2 separate regions of the Homo sapiens genome follow, and region 2 is linked to region 1. A link is a contact called in ENCODE Hi-C data. All regions are on one chromosome and are shown on one strand. Each heading gives the region's core, a stretch centred on a gene start or an enhancer-like site at or near the end of the contact. The rest is flanking DNA. Distances are from core to core; before and after follow the strand shown. Region 1 holds the start of ZNF548 (zinc finger protein 548). Region 2 holds the start of ZNF837 (zinc finger protein 837).

What was found. Hi-C counts contacts between places; a loop is a spot of excess contacts on that map. Pooled maps may share reads with other maps.
Region 2: a pooled map shows a loop between it and region 1 (8-fold over the local background). The contact joins the promoter of ZNF837 here to the promoter of ZNF548 in region 1. A Hi-C loop is called at or near these places in 1 of 37 single-sample maps with no recorded cell type and 7 of 50 pooled maps.

Annotation. Positions count from the first base shown.
Region 1 is chr19:57,388,103-57,391,770 of GRCh38, forward strand. ZNF548 (zinc finger protein 548) reads left to right here and starts at 1,752. Exons shown (of 4, transcript NM_001172773.2): 1 at 1,752-2,012. The coding sequence starts at 1,998. RefSeq lists enhancers at 1,310-1,389, 1,530-2,009.
Region 2 is chr19:58,379,015-58,382,682 of GRCh38, forward strand. It overlaps ZNF837 (zinc finger protein 837), which reads right to left and starts at 2,016. Exons shown (of 3, transcript NM_138466.2): 1 at 1,927-2,016. LOC105372484 (a long non-coding RNA gene) reads left to right here. Exons shown (of 2, transcript XR_936130.2): 2 at 1-11. RefSeq lists enhancers at 740-1,281, 1,098-1,327, 1,282-1,823, 1,358-1,417 and a silencer at 1,768-2,277.

The DNA.
Region 1 (3,668 bases), core at 502-3,001:
CCTCTAAGCAGTTAATGAGCAATGTTTTCAAGTGTGTAAAAAAATTACATTTTGGAAACAAAAGCATAGTGTGTCCAAGTGTCCAGCAGAGCCACAGGTTCAACTTCATTCTCTGACTTCTCAGAATTTGCTGTCTCTCACTCAAACATTGAGATCTTATCTTTTTCTCACATTACAGATCGATTTCTCTAGGGCTTCTGGTTTTTTTTCTTTTGGAATAACCTACATAATTACTAATAGATTTCGGTAATTTTTTTATTTCACAAGTGTTTTTCACATTTCGACTCCCTGTGCAAATACAGTTGTAAACACAGGTGAAATTTTAAATCACTTCTGAGGAAGAAGATAACATCATGGAATTCCACACCTTTTTTGAGGATAAGATGTGCATATGCTTCAACTATGAAAACGGTAGACAATGTTGTCCAGAAATGGCATGTATCAGCTGCTCTTGAGAAATAAAAATAAAATTCTAAGCACCCCCTAACTGACTGAATGGATGCCCTCTTGACCATGAGAACCCTAGAATAACTTTGGAAGCTGAATTCACCACTATAGAGGAACGGGAAATCAGACACACCTCATTATATCCCCTACCACACTACAATCATTAGGTTTTCTTCCCTAAGGGCTAAATAGAAATCAACCTTTTCAGAAGACTACTAGCTTATCTTCCAAGGTACAGAACAGAGAGAAGATGAGATTATTCATTCCTTCATCCTTCTCTGAGACATCTTCTTTATTCCCTTTTCCCCTCACGTGTTTACTCTATCTTATGTAAAATGTAGATTTACTGGGCACTAACTAAAGTTTCACATGTCTGTAATCATTTGTCTCACTGCCAACCCCTCTTCCTTTTTAAGGAAAATGTATAATAAATACTAAACCTCCTAAGAACCTCTTTGGAAAAACCAGCCACAGATGCTTCTGTGACTTACATTTTTCTGGATGTGCCCTTAGGCTGGTCCAGTAATCCTCCATGATTTGTGACTTATGCCTCAATCACTCATTTTGGTCGTCACTCTCATTTTCAGATAGGATTGTGATTCTTAAAATAAATGGAAAATATCTCAGATATGAAGTAGTAAGTATTATTAGAATAAAAGCGTTGCACCCTTCGTAGGAACACAATCGCTGACTCTACAGTCAGGTAAGATGTATTCTCTTTGATCCAGAGGCATAGCTTCACCCTTTCAACCTACTTCAGCGTCTCCTGTCATCCTTCCTACAAATTCCAGTCCATAGCCCTAACTGCGTAGTCTTTCTTTCTTCTTCTGGACCAAACATATTGAAGCTTACTAAACAGACGCCAAAGCGTAACTGTATGTGTATTTGAAAAGCAATAATATGGCTGGCAGGCATGAGTAGAGGCAGACTGCCTTTATGGTATGGGGTGTCTCTTTGGACCTGTAGTTATTGGGAATTAGCTGTGCTTAATAGAGTCTTAAGTAATAAGTTGCTAACATTTCTGTAAATATCCTATACTACAATCCAAAAAAATACCGTATGTTGCCTTTAAGAGCAAGCCAAGCCCCCTCCTGTCTTTGGAGTCGGGGACTCCGTTTCCCAGCTCCCCTGACAGTGCCACTGGGCCTTTATCTGCCATATAAGGACTGATCAACGCTCTAAGACAAGTCCGGAAGCGGTGTCGAAACTTCATAACCCAGAAGACACTGCAGCTCTCGGCGGCACGACTTACCCAATAAAGGCTTAGAAGGGGACGTTTGCGTGCGTGCGCACCGTCGGAGGGCGGGACTTCCGCCGTCCTCCTGGTGGTGGTCGTTTTGGTTCTGTGTGGTGTTTCACCAACTTCGGCCTATGGCTCTGTCTGACGTCACCGAAGTGACGGAACGGAAAAGCGCGAGAAGCGGCTCGGTTCCCACCACGGAGAGGCGGGAGTGAGTCAACTGACAAGCGCTGGGGACAGTGGCGTCCTTGTCTTGCCTTTGTCGCTCCCGCCCCGCTCTTCCCTGGCTGGGCTGGCGGAGGCCTTGCTGATGAACCTGACTGAGGTGGGTGTCCCGTCCCAGGCTCCCCCGCCCGACCGGTCCTCCCAGTGCTGAAGCCCCCTGAAGGGGCCCTGCAGGTCAGGCCCCTTGTCCCGAAGAGAGGGGCGTTCCTGTGTGGGGTCCCCGTATCAGCCGATTTGATGCAGCCTCAGAGCTCCCGTTAGGGACCTCAGGTTCAGAGCATGGAGGCGCTGCCGAGTGGGCTGTGTTGGGGCGTCAGGGGTGTGTGTTGTTTCTGCGGGAAAGAGAGGGTTTTGTGAATTCTCGCTTGGAATGGCAACCTGAGCAGCCAGTAACCATGGAAGGTTGTCAAGGGAGGGACAGTTGGAGGGGGCAGGTCCAGAGTTCGAAGTTTCAAGTTAGGAAAACCAGGTTAGGAATGGACACAGGGAGACGCGAAAAGGCCCTGAGGCCACTGCAGTAGACCCAGGAGAATTATGGTTGGGGCTGGACCAGTGACAGTAGAGGGAGATGTGATGAGATTCTTCATAGGCCTGAAAGATAGGGCCCGTAGGTTTTCCTGGTGCTTCAGTTATGTCTGAACAAAGGCAGTGAAGAACCGTTTCAAGTGTTTGTTTTGTTTTTTGTTTTCTGTTTGAACGTTTGGAAGAATGGAGTTGGGGAAGTCAGCATAAAGAGCAGATTTCCGGGAGAAGATCACAGGTTGGATTTTGGACATGGTGATTCTCAAATGTCTCAAGATGGATATGTCACACAGACAGGTGGACATAAAGGTGTGGAGTCTGAGGAAGGGGATTGGGTTGGCGATACCAGACGGATGGAGGGCTTGGACTGGGCCAGAGAATGGTCTGAGGATCAGATTGAGTAGGTCGGTCTCGGGTTTTTTTTGTTTGTTTGTTTGCATAAATTTAAGGAGTCAAGTGCAGTTTTGTTATATGGATATATTTGCATAGTGGTCAAGTCTGGGCTTTTAATGTATCCATCGCCTGAATAATGTACATTGTATCCATTAAGTAATTTTTCATCACTCATCTTCGTCTCATCCTTCTACCTGTTTGGAGTCTCCAATGTTTGTCATTCCACACTCTTTGTCCATGTGTACACATTATTCAGCTTCCACTTGTAAGTGAGAACATTTGGTATTTGACTTTCTGTTTCTGAGTTGTTTCATTTAATAATGGCCTCCAGTTCCATCCACATTGCTGTAAAAGACATAGTTTCATGCTTTTTTTTTTTTTTGTGGCCTAGTGGTATTACCTTGTGTATATATATGCCACATTTTCTTTACCCAGTCATACATTGATGGATAATTGGTTAATTCCCTATCTTTGCTATTGTGAATAGTGCTGTGATAAAAATACATGTTTTTTTTAATGTAATGATTTATTTTCCTTTGGGTAGATGCCCAGTAGTGGAATTGGTGGATTTAATGGCAGTTCTATTTTCAGTTATTTGAAAAATCTTCATACTGTTTTCCATTGAGGTTGTACTTATTTACATTCTCACCAACAGTGTGTAACCTTTTTCTCTTCTCCATATCCTGGGCAACATCAGTTGTTTTTTGACATTTAAATGATAGCCATTCTGACTGGTGTAAGGAGATACTGTGGTTTTAATTTGAATTTGTCTGATGATTAATGATGTTGAGCATTTTTTTATATGCCTGCTTGCGATTTATGTGTCTTCTTTTTGAAAAAT
Region 2 (3,668 bases), core at 766-3,265, 990 kb after region 1:
GTTTTAAACTGCCCAGTTTGTGGTAGTGTGTTATAGCAGCCACAGAAACTAATAGAGACTGGTCTAGCACCCTCGACAGAATGTGTGTGTTGTAAGGGGCTCTCCTGATCCCTAGTGATGGGGAGTCAGAGGACTGCTTAGTGTCTGAACAGAGGGTTGGGGAAGCTGGGTTGTCCTGAAGAACCAGCAGTCCCCACTTGGCAGAAAGGGACCCTGAACTTGTGGGAGGTGGGGGCTGAGGGGCACCTGCTAGCCATGTGCTAACAGCATCTTCGGATTGGTCCCCAGATGCCCTGCTCCCAGGGGTGGCTCCTCTGCTGCAACAAGAACCTGCCTCCCAGCACCAGACACAGCAGGTGGGAGCTGTGGACCATGGCCGAGTCTCTTCGTCTCCTTGATCTGCTCCCAGGATGCACTGTCCAACTATCCCACCTGTAGGTGGGTGGCATTCCAGCCATGGACCCATGATCTGAGGCTGAGCACAGCAAACACAATCGAGGCTCTGGGTCCCAGGTCCCAGGAGCCCGTCCTTGATGGTGCATTACAGCTCTCCCAGGCTGTTCTTACAGTGACCTCCCACCTGCCCCAGGTGAGCATGCTTGCACCTGGGTGCTCGCCCAGCCTTTCTAGTTGTCCTTAGGGCTTCTGGTGTTGGGAACAGGATGCAGAGTTACCAATTTAGGGGGACTGAGAGGTTAACGTGGCCAAGGCTGAGCCCTGCAGAACTGCAGAGCAACAGCACACACAGGAAAGCTAGTGAGGTTCAACATCCTCATGGAGGTTGCACACGGCACAATGAGGTCTTATTTGCCCAAGAGAATGTGCAGGGAAGTCGCCAGGCACGGTGGTGCATGCCTGTAATCCCAGCTACTCGGGAGGCTGAGGCTGGAGAATCGCTTGAACCCGGGAGGCGGAGGTTGCAGTGAGCCGAGATCGCGCCACTGCACTCCAGCCTGGGCAACAAGAGCGAAACTCCGTCTCAAAACAACAACAACAACAACAACAACAAAAACAGAATGTGCAGGGAAGTCAACGTTGGTGGCTCTGAGGTGTGGAGGACACAGGCTAGTGCCCAGCTCAGCGTGGCTCCACCTCTCTGAGCCACAGACCAACCTCACCCACACTGACAGTCCCAGGGGACACAGACTCTAGCCCCTATGTCCAATTCTACACTGTGCACGCAATGGGAAGAACAGTGCATCATGCACTGTACAGCAGAAGAAATGTCCTCTGAGTGCAGGCACAGCTCCCTTCTGTGTCTGTCCTCCCGACAGTGCCTCCACCCTCAAGGATTAGCAAGCTTCAACCCTCGCAGGACATCCACTGTGTCAGGGCCAAACGGTGCTGCATCCTGCTCTAATAGTGAGTGAAGGAGGGGACCGCAGACAAGAAGAAATGAACAAGAGACCGTTTAAGAGAGAAAAAGACGTGAAGAACATCAGACAGGGAGCAGCGCGAGGGCGCCAGGGAGGGAGGCAGCGGATTCTTCGGGCCTCTGTGAAGAGGGGGCATGAAACCGGTCTGCAGACAAGGAAAGAGCAAAGTGCAAAGGCCAGGATGCGGGGGCAGAGACGGTAGGGAGGCCGGCGTCGGCCTCGGCTAGCAGGTGGGCTTGACTCCGAGAGCCGCAGGCCGCCAGGATGGGTCCCGGGCCTGGAGCCTCCCCTCGCGGGCTTCAATGACACCCAGCACGGAAACGCGGGGGCCAGAACTACAGAAGCCCGTCCCGCCCGGAACTCAAGGTCGCGAGTGCTGTGTGGCCGGTCCGGACCCGGAGCGCGAGGACCGGAAGTGCGCGGCGTCACGCCTCTGCCCCGGACCCCGCGCGCGGAGGTGGAGAGGGGACTGGGGTGGTGGCCGCGCTATGCGCCGGGAGGTCCCCGCCTCGCAGGCCGAGGTTGCGGGTCCGCGCAGAATGCCACTTACTCTCTGGAGGCGGCCCGCACGGGTCCCTGGTCCCCGCCCCGCATGCAGCGCGGAGCCGTCCTCCCGCCACCTCCGGGCCGCCGCGGCACTGAGGGACCCGGGCCACAGCAAGCGCAGGCGGGAACCCGCGCGGGGACTGCTGGGAAACGTAGTCCCGTCATGTCCCGCTTTGACGCTGCGGAGAAAGCGGTGTAGGGAGAGGCTTGGGCTTCGGTTATCATAGAAACAGAGGCCGGCTACACCTAAAAGGCGGGGCGTGGACCTAAGTCGTCGCCAAAGAAACGGCGTTCTGGACGGGGACGTAGGGTCCCGCCCATTCCTTCTCGTGAAAGCGGGTGACTGGTCATGATTATGATTGATAGCCTCCTCTCCCAATCTGATTTCTAAGAGGTCCCAACCCGGAACCGACTTGCGGTTCGCAGGCTCCCCTCGGGTGGGAGAGTTGGGCTGGGAAGCACCTGGGGAGCTCTGAAGTGTCTTGGTGAGCGCGTTGCGAGTCAGACCGATAACATCAGAATCTGGGACTGGGCCCGAGCATATGCGCGTCAAAACTCCTCAGTTAAGTCTATTTTTTTGTATTTTTTTTGGTTTGCTTTTTTGAGACGGGGTCTCGCTCTGTCGCCCAGGCTAATGCAGTGACACCATCACGGTTCACTGCAGCCTCGACCTCCTGAGCTCAAGCGATCCTCCTACTTCAGCCTCCAGAGTAGCTGTTAACAGGGGCGCGCGCCACCACGCCCGGCTAATTTTCTTTCTTCTCTCCCTCCCCCTCCTTCTCCCCCTCCCTTCCTCCTCCCACTATGTCGCCCAGGCTGGTCTCGAACTCCTGTACTGAAGCGACCCTCCCACCTCACCCTCCCGAATAGCTGGGACTATAGGTGGGAGCCACCATGCCTGGATAGTTTTTTTATTTTTATTTATTTATTTATTTTAGAGATAGGGTCTCCATATGTTGCCCAGACTGGTCTGGAACTCCTGGGCTCAAGCGATCCTCGTGTCTCAGCCTTCCAGAGTGCTGGGAGTACAGGCTTGAGCCACTGCGCCAGGCCCCTAGTCCGGCTCCTAGTTGATTCTAACACGTGCGGCCCCATTGGGGAACCACAGCCTCCCCAGCCCCTTTGGGTGTTGCTGACTCTACGGGCCCTCCCAGGTAGGATGAACTGGTCACGCCTCCTACCCATTTGTAACCCCCAGCTCTTGCCCCCATCTATTGTGTGGCTCCTGCCCTCAATAGGGACATCTAATTTTGTTGGCCAGTCCAGCACATATATTGCATGTAACGACCCAGTTTGCCCCACCTTTCTGCCTCCACTGCATCTGCTTCAGGGATGCTGGGACTGTTCCACTCCCTTTCTCCATCCTTTGGGTGTCTGCACATCGAAAGCCTTGTCAGGAGGTCTATCTCCCTGCCCAAGTACAAAACTCAGGGCTTACCAAGCTAATTGAGGGCGAGCAGGAGGCTGAAGGGCACTTGGAGGGCTGCCCGCCTTGTGGGTCCCTTGGTGGCTGAAGAGAGTTGCACAGGAAGGCCTTGACAATTGTCACAGAGAAAGGAGTGCAGCTGCTGGCTCTGTGTGGGTGTGCAGATGTCTGACAGGTTCAGCCACTGGCCCCAATTGGGACACAAGTGGGATTTCTTTTTTTTTTTCTTTTTTGAGACAGTCTTGCTCTGTTGCCCAGGCTGGAGTGCAGTGGCCGCGATCTCAGCTCACTGCAACTTCCGCCTCCCAGGTTCAAGCAGT